Linked DNA regions of Homo sapiens: region 1 is linked to region 2. Evidence: chromatin loops called from intact Hi-C (ENCODE). Cell type or tissue: endothelial cell of umbilical vein. All regions are shown on one strand.

Region 1 (8,000 bases), 57 kb before region 2:
ATCTCCTTTCATTTGTAGTAGCTCTTCTTGAAAAACATTTTTAAGCATATAGTAGATGACTTGTCATTGTTGAAAGTGGAAACTGGTAGTAAGTAAAGGCTTATTATACTTATTCAGATAGTTTTTATTAAAGTCTTTACCAATAACTTTTCTAAGAAAGTGATCAGCATGAAGTTTATTGCCTATTTGCCTAACACAAGTGTCTGAACTACATTAATAAAAATCCTGCTCTAAACATATTTTATGTTTTTATATGAAAACCAGCACTGGCACACCAGAAAAAAAGAAAGAAAAGTAGGATAGAAGAAAGGAAGGAAGGGAGGGAGGGAGAGAGAAAGATGGGGTAGGGAGAGCAAGGAGAAAGAGAAATGAAATCAAGAAGACAATGAAGATGAGCAGAACAGTGATGATCAGATCCAGGGACATGAAGGCATTCTTTTGACACTTCGGTATCAGGTAACAAAAAGTAAAACACAATGAAACTATCTAGGACTTTGCCTTCAAAAAATAGCCAAACTCTCATGTTGTTGCACACATACAACAGTGACCTAAATTGAGCCAGAGTCAGAGAATACCCCAGCTGTGTTCACAAGGGCTAGACGCTGAGAGGCAGATATTCCAGATTTAATCTGCAGAGTAACTGTAGGTATTTAGTGGATTACTGAAGTGTTTTTAAAACAAACTGTGGTCTTGAGTAACCAGCATACGCCCGTGGCAATCATTTTACACATTTTATTTGCTTCATCAAATTCTTTTAAATGTCTGTAACTAAAGCAAAGGTTAACTTTTGATAAGAGATTCCAAATTTATACAATCCAAATTAGTGAGATTTTACTTGAATGTCAAAAGTTATGTATCTTACTCTTAGTTAATAAGCCTGAGTAAGCTGAAGTGAAAAAAGTTTCAAATCAGTATAACCCCGTCTTTAAGGTTTTTAGGAAAGAGAGATGGCATAGGTAAACTCCTCTACCGTGAAGGTGAGCTGATGATATTCTTGATAAGGATAGATACACCAAGTTTCTTGGACTTGTCTTATGCCTCCTCCATTAGAAACCACTTCATTCTGAAACTGTGATCATAGAAGGGATGCATAATCTTTTCTAGTACATTCTCGTTAAATGGCACTTTTTTTTTTTTTTTTTTTTTTTTTGAGACGGAGTCTCGCTCTGTCGCCCAGGCTGGAGTGCAGTGGCGCAATCTCTGCTCACTGCAAGCTCCGCCTCCTGGGTTCACGCCATTCTCCTGCCTCAGCCTCCCGAGTAGCTGGGACTGCAGGTGCCCACCACCACACCCGGCTAATTTTTTTTTTTTTTTTTTTTTTTTTTTTTTTTTTTTTAGTAGGGACAGGGTTTCACGGTGTTAGCCAGGATGGTCTCGATCTCCTGCCTCGTGATCCACCCGCCTCGGCCTCCCGAAGTACTGGGATTACAGGCGTGAGCCATCGCGCCCGGCCGTTAAATGGTTCTTAAAGCAAAAAAATAGCCCAAAAGTTTTGTGACAGCAGTTTTTGAGAGACTGAAAAGAATATGCTTTTACCCTTTAAAATTTTCAAATCTTCAAAATACCAGTCTATTTTAAAAGTTTCTGCTTAGAATAATTTGCTGTTTGATGAAAATGCCTTCTGTCCTCCTAAGGTCTCTTCTGGACTATAGAGAAGTAACAAAAGTACCAATTGTGTGCATTTTTTCCCGTGTTACTAATTGCCTTAAACACCTTCAATATCCTGCTGCAAAGTCCCGGGTTGCAGATGAGGACATGAATGATAGCTGGCACTGTGGAAAACAGGACCAGAATCAATGAAACAGATGGCAAAAAACACATTTTTGCAAATATAAATTTTTTTGAAGAGAGAGTGAATGATTACTTTCCTGGAGGCAAAAGCCTATCCATCCTCTCTAGAAATGAGATGCCTTTTCTGCAATTCCAAATCTTGTCTGCATTGGAAGCATGAGTGTCATTGGAAGGTAGAGGTCAAGCTGAGATGAAAGTGGGTTTAGCTTTGGATGAGGGGATTCCAGCATGGAAGAGCAGCTCAGGGAGACCATCAAGTTCTCTTTAAGCTACACTTTTAAATTTAATGATTTTGATGTTTTTCTGTTTCTTCTCTGGATCATTTTATTTTTAAAGCAAAGCTTGTAAATATTAAAGTTGATTACCATTCCGTTATTCATTTATTATTCAACCATTTATTAAGCCCTATGCATCAGGCTGTGGGCTAGATAATAAGACAAAAATTAAGGAAAATTTTCACTTTTAAGGAGCTCTCAGTTTAGTGGCAAATGGGGCCAATACCACTTAACATTGTTCATAAGGAAACAGCTTCTGTGGATCTGCAGTTGTTTAGAGTTAGATGTGTTCTTGGATATGTAACTAAAAATAGAAACCTTTGATCTAGAAATTAACCTTTGGTGAGTAGCAAGAATTTATCTTTTTAAAATTAACTTTTTAAAATAAGGTTGATTTTGAGACTCCTTTTAAAAATTCCTTTGGCTAAAATAGCTTTGGAAAAAAAGGGGAAAATGTAAAAAAAGAAGCTCTCTTGTTCCCTAAGTGAGAGGCAAAGATATTGCAACAGGCAAATCTTGCTCTCACCTGCACTCATTTTCATTTGACATGGTGCAATGTTTAGATCTTTTTATTTCCTTAAGAAATTTGCATTTGCCGGAAAGAAAAGCATGCAAATATCTGTAAATCTCTAACCCTGTTTCCTCATGTTGGGTATATTCTCACAAAGCCTTCTAGATTACAAAGACATTAAGAATAATATAATTCAGCTCTATTTTCTTTGTTTTGAGCAGCAAATGTTTCTGGCAATTAGCATGCATCCATTAATTTTCTATGCTTAGAGTTTTTATTTTGGGCTTTAACATGAAGATCTAACTTTTTTGATGGATGTGTTCAATCATAATTATGTTTCTTAGCTGATGTTAAACTAATACGACTATTTGAAAGGAAAAAAAAACCCTAAATGTTTTATACAAGTTCTAAATATTAAATATTTTGAACATATAAACTCTAATTTTAAGATCACACTGACAACCTTATAATGTGTGTGTGTATGTGTGTATAATATACAGATAGAGAAACAGATCTAAATGAAGACTGTGACAAATTCGACACATCAGAAAAAGAATTAATTGAAAATAACTGATAATGAGATTGTCCACATACATTACAACTAGTTAAAAATTGCCTATCCAGCTAACGGGCAGGGTGTACTTTGCACACTAGAGGCAGTGACAACACCCTAAATGCACAAAGAAAAGATAAAGAAGATAATAATACCTTGTGATAAGGAATCCAGAGAGGGATGTGAGAGGGAGCAGCCGGTGGAGTGAGGGCAGCTGGAGGGACGGCGGCTCACATGGCAGTCAGTGGTGGTCTCTGTGAGGGGGTCATTCCTTTGGTTAGCAGACCTATTCCTGGACTCTTCAGAGGCCCTTCCAGACCAGTAACACTCATTCCAGGAAACCTCTCTTTAAATAGTTTGCTGTTTGTATAATAAGGCATTTTAGAAAGGAAACTTAAACGGAAAGAACAGATGATTCTTTGTGTATGCGACTAATTTAGTTTCCATCATTATGACACTTGCTCTTCTAGAAAGTTACAGGAGAGGATAGTGAGAAAAACCTGGATGGAGATTGACAAGGCTGTGTTCTTATTCAGCTCCACTGCTGCCATCTTCATAAGCTCTCTGGGCCTTGTTTTCTCATCTAAAAAGTGGCGCAGCTAGTCTCAATGCTCATATATTCCCATCGAGCTCCAAAACACATATTATTTTAATGTCGGGGGGGGGTTGCATCTCACAGGAAAGTCTATGAATGCATCTTGGTACACAATCATAGTGAGTTCAGTAGCAGACATAGCACAGTTCTTCTCCTGGGAGAATGAGAAAAGAGCATGACTTGAAATTACTGTAAAAGATGACCAGAAAAACAAAAGTGGGAGAAAAACACTTCCTATTGAAAAAAAAATTTGAAGTAATCTGAAAACACATTTGCGTGATTGTTATCTAGAACTGGAATTTCAGTGTTTTCTGTAGGACTTTTATTAAGTATCATATTTCCTGTAATTCAATAGTCATACTATTCAATAGTAATATTGAATAGTACTCAGTAAATGTTTTCTAAGAACATGTTGCTTGCAAATCATCAAGTTTGGTTTGGCAGGGAATCAATATGTTCCCCACATTAGGGAAACAGCCTTTTTTGGTGATTGAGCAGACATTAAAAAAGCAGAATTATTAATTCATTTATGATGTTTGCTTTATTCCACAAATATTTGAAGCAGCTTACAATAATGTATATACTAATAGACAATCAGAATAAGGGAAAATATAGATGAAATGGAAAACAATATTAGACTAGAGATCTACATACAAGCAATAGATTTCCACAAATGTGCCACAGTTGAGGTGAAATTTTGTCTTTGATCTTAGTAGTGGCCAAAGCTAAAAGAGAAGTTCAATGTCCATGCAAATAAGAGGATGTCAACTCTTTAAGAGAGGCAAAATCTTTGCTAGAATCTAGACCTGAAAGATATTGCATGCAACTTTAGTTTTGGGGGATACTGTTTAATGATGATATGTATTGAGCACTTACTGTGTGCTAGGCATGGTACAAAGTGTTTTACAAGCATTCTCTCATAAATCTTCACAGCAACTCTGTGAGCCAGGGACTATCGTGTTATTGACGACAATGCTGAGGCTTGGAGAATCCAATAAACTTTACATAATACATAGTAACAACTGGAAGCAGTGCTTGAACAATTGCGGAATCTATCCTCTTCATCACTAGGTTATACTTCCCCCGAAGCAAGCTTCCTGCCTCCTCTAGTGAGGCTCTAGGTCCTAAGCTACAAGCCAGCAACAAATACAGCACTAGATTTCATAAGGCTGTTGCTTATAACATCGCTGAAGGTAAGCAGGGGGCATCACACTGAAGGAATTCAGGAAAGAATTTCTGCTATAAGCTGAAAATGAATAAGTGAAATACCTTAGTAATTCTTTTCATTGTTGAGGTTTTAAACCTAGGCTGTCTAGATGAGTGGGTGGCATATACTTCACAAATAACCTTTACAAAATATAATTTTTCTCCATTGTAGTCTTGATGAAATTGATCAGGAAATAGTTCCAGGCAAGAGTCTGAAGTTACTCTTTGTTGACTGAAAGGCAGATCAATGTGAGGCAGGAAGATGTAGTGACTATTGCTCTGCCTTGAAGGCATCTAGACCTCTGTTAGTGCTCTGGCTGTGCCTCTTCCTAATTGTGAGATTCTGGACCAGGTACACAAATCTCCTTGTCTCAGTTTCTTCATCCGTAAAATAGGGATACTAATAGTATTTACATATAAAATTATTGTAAAGATTAAAAACATAGAGTCGGACACATTGTAAACTCTATTGTGAGCTAGAGCGTCTTCTCTCACTCTTCTCTCTTCTTGACTTCCTTCCGCAAAGATTTCCTCCCTTCCCCACTTCCCTCCCCCTTGAATTTTCCCTGTCCCCAACTTTTTTCCTCGCCACTTCATCTCTGTCTCCAGCTTCCCGTTTTCCATCTTCCTTCTCCTCTCCCTCTTCATCCCAATTCATCTTTTACATAATTGAGCAGATAGCTTAACTTAACATCTCATCACAAATCAGAGATACCAAGCCTGAACCCTTCCTGAATGAATAGAGCCATTTGCTTAAGAGACCAGCCCAAAGGATAACAAGAATTGTCTGGGAAGACAAAGGAAGTAAAATGTTTTGGGGGAGTACACAGGAGCAAGTTATTTCTTCTTGTGGGTGTTAGGGAAGGATTCACAGAGGAGTGATATTTCATTGGGTCTTCAGAAATAAGACCAGTGGATAAGGTTGAAGAGAGGGAGAAGGGATACCAAGGCTTAGAAATAATGATTACCAAGACATGTACATGAGGAGAAGCAAGTGCTTAAATGTTCTGGGAAGGTAGAAGGCTGATGCTATGCAGGAGATGAGGATAATAAAGTAGTTTAGGGACAGATTTTAAAACCTACTTCAATTATATTGAAATCTACTCTAATTGTAAGCTTCCAAGTGGATGCCAGAGTTGGCTTTCAATACATTTGCTTGTGATTCTCTGAAATGTATAATGTTTAATGAACTGATTTGGAACAATAAACCAGTTTTTACTGTAGTTGTTTTCAGTTTATTGAACCAAAATACTATTATGCTTACTGCATTAGTCAGGGTTCCCTAGAGGGACAGAACTAATAGGACAGACACATATATATAAAGGGGAGTTTATTAAGTATTAACTTACACAAACACAATGTCCCACAATAGGTTGTCTGCAAGCTTGAGGAGCATGGAGAGCCAGTCCGAGTCTCAAAACTGAAGAACTTGGAGAATGATGTTTGAGGGCAGGAAGCATCCAACACGGGAGAAAGATGTAGGCTGGGAGGCTAGGCCAGTCTTGCTTCTTCACGTTTTTCTGCCTGCTTTATATTCGATGGCAGCTGATCAGATTGTCTGCCTTCCCCAGCCCACTGACTCAAATGTTAATCTCCTTTGCCAGCACCCTCACAGATACACCTGGGAACAATACTTTGCATCCTTCAGTCCAATCAAGTTGACACTCAGTATCAACCATCACACTAAAGCTAATGATATTTCATTCAACTTGAAAACTTGTTTATTTTATAGGACTTTTTGGATTCAGGTTATAAACAATAAGTCATAGTTATCATTAATATTCTCAATTCACCACCATAGTGTATATTTTTCTTTCTTTCTTTGTGATTTGTTGATATTATGGTCCCTGACTGAAAAGTTGAGAATATGTATTCTTATTATCTACTATATCTTTCCAGAGTTATAGAATCTGTCTCCATATTTGTTTTGCAAACATAATTTCTTTTCTTTCAGATTTGTTTCTTTATACTGGTATTGGAACTATGCCTGATCTAGTGAAATACTGATTTTCACATACCTCAGTATCTGAATCTGACCTTTTTTTTTTCTGATCTGGAAAAAGAAGGAATTTTTTTTTTTTTTTTTTTTTTTTTTTTTTTTTTTTTGGCCATCAGGCAACAGTAAATCGAGATCCTTGAAGAGCAATGGAACTTAGAGGTTGTATTAAACCACAATTGCTTTCCAGAGACTGCCTATTATTTGGTCAAAAACAGTAACTTCAATTGTATTTTGAAAACTGAGAAGAAAGATTATTTTAATTAATTTATTATCTTCTGTAGTAAATTATTACAGTAATAGCTTCCAGTTAATCCAGCCTACCTGTATCATTGTCCCACTCTGACTCTGAGCTTGGCCATGTGATTTCCTTTGACCTGTATTAGCAAAGTGTTGCAAGCAGAGCTTTCAAGGGCACTTTAGCACAGGAGCTCTGTTTCTCTTGCTGCTTTTGGAACCCAGCTTTTGTGCAAAGAAGCCCTGGCTAGCCTGCTGGAGACCTGTGGCCAAGATGATAGCCAGCATCAACATAAGGGAGTGAGGCCTTCCTAGGCCATCCTGCCCCACCTGAAAAGCGGAAGGACTGCAGCTGCACGAGTGACTGAATCAGCAGAACTGACTGGCTGAATCCGCCCCAAATTGCCAACCCACTGAATTCTTGAGTTAATAAGGTGATTGTTGTTTTAAACCACTAAGCTGGAATGGTTTGTTCCACAGCAATACTGATACATTGTATGCCATTCTTTTATATGTAATCTTGCCTATAATGTGTGAACATTTGTACATATATCAGAATTTGGGCCAGATAAAATATTCAAATGCTTTTAGTGGAATCATGTTTAATAACTCAAGATATCATGAAAAATAGAGTTTCAAAAATCATAAACATACTACACTGATTAAAACACTTAACATTGGAAAAATAATGATCCGATAAATATTTACTCATTGTTTCCAATCTCACCTATTTATAGAATAGATTTGAAGCATCCTATGGTATTAAAACATGAAGATCCAAGGTAATTAAAGAGTAGAACAAGAATCAATTCAGAAGATCAGACAAACAGATGAAA
Region 2 (8,000 bases):
AACACTGTATAAATTCAGATCCTCATTAGTCATACTAAAAGTCAAACAGCCCTTACTCTTGCTTCAGACTCTAAGCACCTTCAGCTGTGTCATTTTTAAAAAGGGGTTGAAACTGTGGAAATCTAAGGGAATACAAAAGCAGGAGATGTGATGAGCATACCTAAGATAATGTGAAGATTTTGAAGACTAGAGCAAGCCAAAAAAAGCAACAAAAGGTTTAGATTTTGAGTTAATTAGGAAAGCAATTGTTATGCCCAATTCAGAAGCCTGAAATGTTTCAATGAGATGTTAATAAACAAGTTTGTTTACTCTGATCCAAGACTAAATTAATGTAAAGCATATTATTATAAACATTGGACTGTTGATATATTTGCAGTTGAATAAATCCAAGCTGTATTTTATAAAGCCAATAAAATTGCTTGCAGGAGGCCAAGAGGAAAAAAAAAAAAAACACCCAAAGACCTTGGCCAGTTTTAGAAGGTACATTGGAGATTCTAATGCAGCTTCCTCTCTCTGTCTCTCTCTGCCCTTTCTTTTTCTCTTTTCTGTCTTTGGCATTCACTTTAACCAGACTGAAAAACTGGAGTATTCATTAAAAAATTGGGGCTGGTAAAGAATGGAGAGTGGGACAGAAAAGAGCATCATCATTTCCATTACATTGTTTTAAAAAATAATAAAGGAGAGTAGTCCACTTAGAGTGAGTACAATGTACCAAAATATGGAAATAAAAAATATTAAAATTTTTTTTAAATGTAACATGTTCTTTTCAAATTACCTAAAGAATACATTAATTCATTTTTATTTTACAAGATTTATGCAGGAGGTAATAAACTGAGCAAAACATTGATCTCTCTTTGTCCCCCATCACTTCCTTCAGATCCCTTTCCCAGACCTAACCACGTGTCCACAGTTGGTGTGCAGTTTTCTGGGCCCTTTTCTGTGAATATGCATATAAAAAATGTATATACTCATAACTGGGATAATATATTTTTCTGCAATATGTTATTTCTGCTTAACATCTTTTAGGGAGCTATGCATCTCAGTGCATCTAGATAACCTGATTCTTTAAAAGAAAATAACTAGGTAGTATTCCTTAGTATGATTAACCCATTATTTATTTAACGCTTCCACCGTTTATGGTTCCTTACATGGTTTCCTGTTTTGACTACTGTAATTCTCCAGTGAACATTCCAGTATATTCATCATTGCAGTAGAGGGCAAATGTGACTTAATGCATAACAGTATCTGGTAATTACAGTAGTATTATCAGGAATCTGCCTTTCACGTATTTGGCTTTGTTTTTCTCTTCATCAGCCTCATTTTTAGGCAACCTCTTTTAGACAAGTTTTAGACCACCACTTTTAGACAATGTGGTAGCAGATACAACAACCAACAGTTCTACTCTTAACATTCTACAAACTTAACCTCTTTCTCAATGTTAGCAAAAGTGGAGAGGTTGGCATGCTTACTAGACCAGCGTGGGTCACATGCCCATCCTTGACCCCTGCGTTGTAGCTCTGTGCATAGTATGCATTGATTTTATGTTTTTGTAAATAGGAGATAAATAGACATCCTAATAGTGTCCAAATTTACATCACTGGGATTAAAGTGTTCTAAGTATTTGCTAGAGTAATGAAATAAGTATGTTGTTTCATAGCATTGCATATGAGAATGAAACATGTTATACATGGAAGATCATTAATATTCTAAAAAGTGGACAATTTCTCAATTCAAGAAAGTGTTGCCCAGTGTATTTGCTGGAAATTCAGTGATATGAGAAACACATTTCTTAATTTTATATTATTTGCCAAACCATAACAAAAAAATCCATATTTTATTCATTTATTAAATAATTTTTTGATTAAATTCTGCTATGTATTGATGACCATGTCAATAGCCTCCTGAAAGAAAATTCCTGCCCTCGGGTTTCTTACATTCTTGTTAGAGACCACAGACTATAAATAGGTAAACAAATGAATAAAGAAGAACATTTCAAACTGTGATGTACTATAAAGGAAATAAAAAAGATCATCCGATAGAAAGTAATTGGAGAAGGTTACTTCAGGGGAGGTAGTCAGGGAAGACCTTCCTAAATGTTCTGAAAAGAGAATATTTGAACCACCACCTGAAGACTGAAAATGAGCCTTGAACCCTAGGCCTATGCTATTCAATATGGTAGCCACTAGCCATGTGTGGCTATTGAACACTTGCATATAGCTAGCTCAAGTGGAAATGTCACACAAGTGCAAAACATACACTAGATCTCCAACACTAGTACCAAAATGATAAAATATTTAATAATTTTATTATGATTACATATTGAAATGATGATGTTTTAGACATACTAGGGTAACCATTACTAAAATTAATGTTTCTTTACTTTTTTAATGTGACTACTAAAATATTTTAAATTACATATATGCTTCACCTTATATGTCTATTTAACAGCCCTGTTCTAGTTAGTTTCAGCCTACTTACTGTTATTAACATGGGCTTTTTCAGCTTTTTTTCCTTGATGAGGCTGATGGCAAGTGAATTTATGTAGTAGACTTTTCTCCAAGCATCTATGTCTATATTTATTGACTGAGGTATCTAAATATAATAATTCAATATTTGATCAAGCTTAATACAGCTCAGTGTTAAGGGATAACATGTGGTGGAGAAAGCATGTAAAATTGCCACATTTACTAGAGGAGTTGTATCATTAGTCATGTTCCTTTAGAAGGGCTCACAGAACAGATAAAAGGGGACCCTGAGTTGGTGAGGTAGGCAGAGCTAGAAGCACAAGGTAATGACAGCGTAGGAAAGGATTTCTGTGGGAAACAGCAACAGCAAAGCACGAAGATCTATTTCCATTCTCTACTTAGTGAAGGAGATTCTATTGTGTTGTAAAGCATGCCACTTCTTGCATGTTAAAATGGAATTTTTTTCTACACATTGTTTTTATACCGATGGGAATGTTAGTGACTTTAGTGTTCCTTTTTTTTTTAGATGTCTTTCTGGGAGATGTTGGCAAGTTCTCACATCCTTAATAACATTAAATTAATTCACTGCAGAGAACAAGCAGAATAGTTTTCTTTGTGCAGTGTTGTTATTCTCATTTCCTGTTGTGGCTTTTGCCATGAGGAAGAGGTTGACTACTAACACTGCATGTTTGATTTAGCAGGTGAAGTTTTTAGTATTTAATGTGAGTATTTTAGAACCCCAGATATGATGTTTGTTATGTAATCTGTACTAACAGTTTTGCAATGGGAAACTCTTCCCTTACTGGTTTGAGAGTTGAGTCATATCCTGTGAATCTAAAGCTACGTTATTTAAACATCACGGGTTCTTCTTACTTTCATTCCAAGTCGCTGCTGTGCAGAGCAGCAAGTGCTCCGTGCAGGGCTGTTGCTATCACTTGGAGGTGAACAGCCTCTTTTGCCGGTATTCAGTGAAGAAAGCAAGTCTAAATATGCAGTTCTCTCACTGGAGTGAAAGATGTTTTGTTCATTTCTAATCAACTATGCTAGACAGCTGCAAGCTGAAAAGTGCCTGCAATTTGCCATTTATTTGTAATAAGGTAAGTAACATTTTGGTTTACTCACTGGATTGTGGTAGCCTTAAATTAATGTGGCAGTTTAGGTATATGATTGTTCCTTAGAAAAATGCCTTCTCACGGGGTATTGAAGGTTGCATTTGAGATTCTAATACAGATAATTTTTAATTTACAGTATAACCTACTTGTGAGATACATAGTGTAATACATTGATATTCCTTTTATGATCATTTTTTATGAAAAATATAGTGCCTGAGAAATGGAAACATTGTGGTAGCTTTATATTGGTTTGTTTTTTTTGTTTTGTTTTGTTTTCTTGAAGGATTTAGTAGTTACCAGGTTCTTAGTTTCTTATATTTCTTTTGCTACCCTCTGATCTCAGTTAAAGGTGAAACATATATCAGATTTATATGATTATCTTTGAATAATTATAGCTCAATCATTATATTTTTCAATTGAAATAAAAAGTAGTCTTAGTAATTATTAGAAAATTTAAAGTGGAAAATTAGTGAAAGCCTCTGGACCTTTCATATTTGGCTTTCTATTTAAGTGAAAGACTAGCATACTTAGAAACTTCTGATTATTCTGTTTGTTTTAAAATTGTATGAGTTTGTTTATCACTGCCTACTTTCTCACTTGCTGTTGGAGGCAGTCATACAAATTGCATGGCTAGAGAAACCTGTGGATAGAGAATGAATGAGAGGTTTATTTTTCAAATTCTTTAAGCTTGCTTAAAGCTAATTCAAAGGTTGGGTGACACAGGAATGTTGTCTTGGCTTCATATTGGTTGAAGCAATAACATCAAATCAGTGTTTAAAGTGGTATTGGGTATCCACAGAACTTTGCATACTCATATTTAAGGCCTTTAAATTCCTTTCAGCTAGAAAAGGTTAATTTGATTTCGAGAGCTATAACTGAATTAGTAAGATATTAACGACTTGAGGTTTTCAAAAATGTGTCTGCTAACGGTTGGCATTATGAATACTTTCGTACTTCTTAATTGACTTACTATCATGCTTGGAGATTGTTTCATTATTTCAACTTCCAAACATATTTGAAGGCAGTATTTTAAATTGGAGAATACTGTATTCCAAATTGGAGAATACTGCTTCCTTTGCAGGTTTTTTGGTCTAGTTTGATGGAGCATGGATTTGTGGAATGATTATCAAAATGTAACATCTGACTTTTGCAATTTCTTAGCCATTGCCACAGCACAAATGTCCAAATCCTTACTCTGGGAAGTGAGCCATAAAAGTACACATGCCTAAAGGACAGGGGTAGATTTTGTATCTTTCAAAATTGGAGGTGGTGTGGTAGATTGTTTTGATACACTGTATTTGTTGAAAGTGGTTAGCAAAAAGAGATTCCTCCAAAGCTTATCTTTGAAAAAGAGAAAAGAAAAATGTAAACAACCAATGAACTTCCAACCCTTTCTGTTAGAATTGATCTGCTATTTTATATTTATATAACTGTACTCTTTTTTAGGCTATGAGAAGAGAAAAAAGATGACTTTTCACAATTAGAGGAGTTAATGACTTATGTCCTACTATACCAGTGAACATGATAGATTTGAAAACAAAACTTCGCTTTAAAACCTCTTAACTCTTAAGATTTAGAAGACAATTAATTAAAAGTTTTCTTGTGCTGGTGATATTAATAAAAGTTATTCCTTCTAAAAATTCAAAACATGATCACCATTTATTTTAATAAAAAATATAAAATATTTTTTATTAAATATGAAAAGTGTATGCTATCTTCATATCCTGTGCTGCAATGTATAGTTTCAAGAGATAAGTGGAATTTATCATCATGCTATCTTATGAATAAATCCTAGCTCTGCTTTGTAATAAAGTTCATGTTTGCTTTGATTCCAAGAACTATACAAATCAGCTATATGACCATTAAGAGATGAAGGTAAACAGATGGAATTAATAGGCATATATCTTTTAAAATTTTTGCTAAATATAAATGCAGTGAGATAGCATGTGGTCTATGTGACAAAACCCTGGGCTATAGGAGTGCAGTGGGAAGAATCAACACTTCTTTGTAATATCAGAGAAAACCTCTAGTTTTGGAGGTGACAATGAAGCCCTTGTCTTCTTTTGATTTTGTTTTTCTATCTACAGAGTTTGGAAACACTGTAATGCTAGATGACAGTCCCATACTTCCCATAGGTGCTTAGTATATGTTAGTGATCCTGTGAACATTAAGGTAGATGAAGCATTTTGAACTCACCAGGAGAGTCTGTTGTTATAAGTGCTGAGATTTGTAATGCTTATCCCCCCTGAGATAAACCCAAGTAGGAAAGCTATGGAGATGGTTTGTTGGGTTTTAATTCCATCTTAATTTAGTTGAGATACTCAAATTAGTCATTTAGTCTCCCTTTGCTTGAGTCATTTCACTAGTGGGATAGGATTAGTAGTATTTATTCGCGGCAATTTACAGCATACTGAAATATAACAAATCAAGTTCCAAATCTCACTCTACAGGGATTTCTCTCCAAGATGAAAATAATAATAATGCCTAGCATTTAAATCAGACTGTATAATAACTATTTATGAACTATCTGTTTTTCTTACAGCAACTTTATTAGGTATGGGTTCTATTATTATTATTATTATTTCCTTTTTATGATGGAGACACTGAAGTACAAGGAAATTAAATGAGTTATTCCTGACATCACACAATTAGTAGTAGAATGACCAGAATTGAACCTAGGTAGGCTGCAGAACCAAGATGCTTAATTACATTCTGTGCCACCTTCTGTTAGAATCCTTTGGTCTTAGTAATTTGAAATGACTGCTATAAAGTACTACAGAGAGGAAAATACGTCTTTTTAATGTTACTACATTTAATCATTTTAATGACTGCAACATTCTTATTCTTAGTGAAACCCAGGCCTTTATGAACCAGAAATATGCTGAAGTTGTTCGTGAATTTACATAAGATGGGGGCTTTTATTAACGCAAAATATGTCTGGAATGAGCATACATAACTGAGAGCTCTCCTAGGTGATCATAGTCTTTGGTGATACAACAAGATTTCCCTTTTTTGTTGTTGTTTTTGATGTGCAGGTGGGGCAGAAACAATTTTCAGTCTATATTTAGTTATCTGATACAGTCCCAGGAAAGCTTTAGGGAATTTTGTGTTTTGATAGAAGATTAATGTAATGTCTGCCTTTTTTCTGTTCATTCCCTAAACATTTCCTGGTGAAAGTCATCATTTGGGAAGGAGCACATTGAACGAATTGTAGAATGGAGAAGTTTAGGTCTGTTATACAACTAGGTCCATTTTGATTTGCTTTCCCCAGAGACTCCACAAATTATCTTTGAAATTCTTGGGTAACTTTCAAACCTTCATGTTTCCTCGGGTCTTGCAAACAAGATGGATGGATGGATGGATGGATGGATGGATGGATAGATGGATGATAGGGATAAATGAAGGTGTTCCCATATCTGTTGAGTCATGACTCATGTACCTGACACTGGATTGGGACCAGACTAGAGAATGTGGGCCCAGAGGAATGATGTATGAGATGTGAAAGAGTTTTCCTAAATTCATCTCATATTTTCTTGTCTGATAGTTTTCAATGTGGAATGAACATAGCTATAAGCCATTTCTTGCCACAAGCCTTTCCTCCTATTTCATGTTAGTTTTTAAAATTATATATAACGAACTGGCCAGGCGCAGTGGCTCACGCCTGTAATCCCAGCACTTTGGGAGGCCGAGGTGGGCGGATCACGAGGTCAGGAGATCGAGACCATCTTGGCTAACACAGTGAAAACCTGTCTCTACTAAAAATACAAACAATTAGCTGGGCGTGGTGGCGAGCGCCTGTAGTCCCAGCTACTCGGCAGGCTGAGGCAGGAGAATGGCGTGAACCCAGGAAGTGGAGCTTGCAGTGAGCCGAGATTGCGCCACTGCACTCCAGCCTGGGCGACAGAGTGGGACTCCGTCTCAAAAAAAAAAAAAGTATATATAATGAACCATAATTGCTTACTTCCTTGATTCAAAAGCTAAATGTGTGCAGATATATACATATATATTTACACACATTATTCATATGCAGAGAAAAAAAGAGACAGATAGAGGTGGGATAAAATTAAAAGGTCAAAATAAATTTGAACACCTAAATTAATGAGAATTGTTAAACTTTGACTATTTTATAATTTATTATGAAGAAAATAACCAAGATGCAGAAGAAACAGTCATGGCAGAATATCAAAAAAGAAAGGTACTCTTAAGATCATTTTTAAATGCTTGTTTACAAAAGTATATAGCATCTCTTTTCATTTTGGAATGGGAGCTTTCTTCCCCACAATATTTCATTAGAGAACTCAAACTAAGAGTCTGGGAATCAAAATTTATTTGGCACAATTAGTCAATTGTGAGTGATCATTTCCAAAATAAGGAAGGTGACTAAAGGCTTGAGTTAGGAAATTCTGCAAGTTTCAGAGATGGT

The links. Hi-C counts contacts between places; a loop is a spot of excess contacts. Peaks named below come from ENCODE experiments on the same cell type or tissue, not always from the same donor. Only the 100,000 strongest peaks of a DNase experiment are listed, where the experiment ranks them.
Region 1: it touches region 2 in a loop (2.1-fold over the local background); 9 of 110 quality-filtered maps call a loop at or near these places.

What each region holds. Positions count from the first base shown.
Region 1 is chr5:95,134,030-95,142,029 of GRCh38, reverse strand. All of the region lies in intron 1 of MCTP1 (multiple C2 and transmembrane domain containing 1), which reads left to right. LOC105379085 (a long non-coding RNA gene) reads right to left here and starts at 3,456. Exons shown (of 8, transcript XR_948575.3): 1 at 3,286-3,456. In endothelial cell of umbilical vein, no CTCF peak of the experiment used is centred here; a DNase peak (open chromatin) is centred at 3,679.
Region 2 is chr5:95,076,988-95,084,987 of GRCh38, reverse strand. The region is part of intron 1 of MCTP1 (multiple C2 and transmembrane domain containing 1); the gene reads left to right. Among named protein-coding and RNA genes, the nearest start is that of MCTP1-AS1, 100 kb to the right of the region's middle. In endothelial cell of umbilical vein, no CTCF peak of the experiment used is centred here; DNase peaks (open chromatin) are centred at 1,177 and 3,217; H3K4me3 peaks cover 4,649 bases; H3K27ac peaks cover 5,175 bases.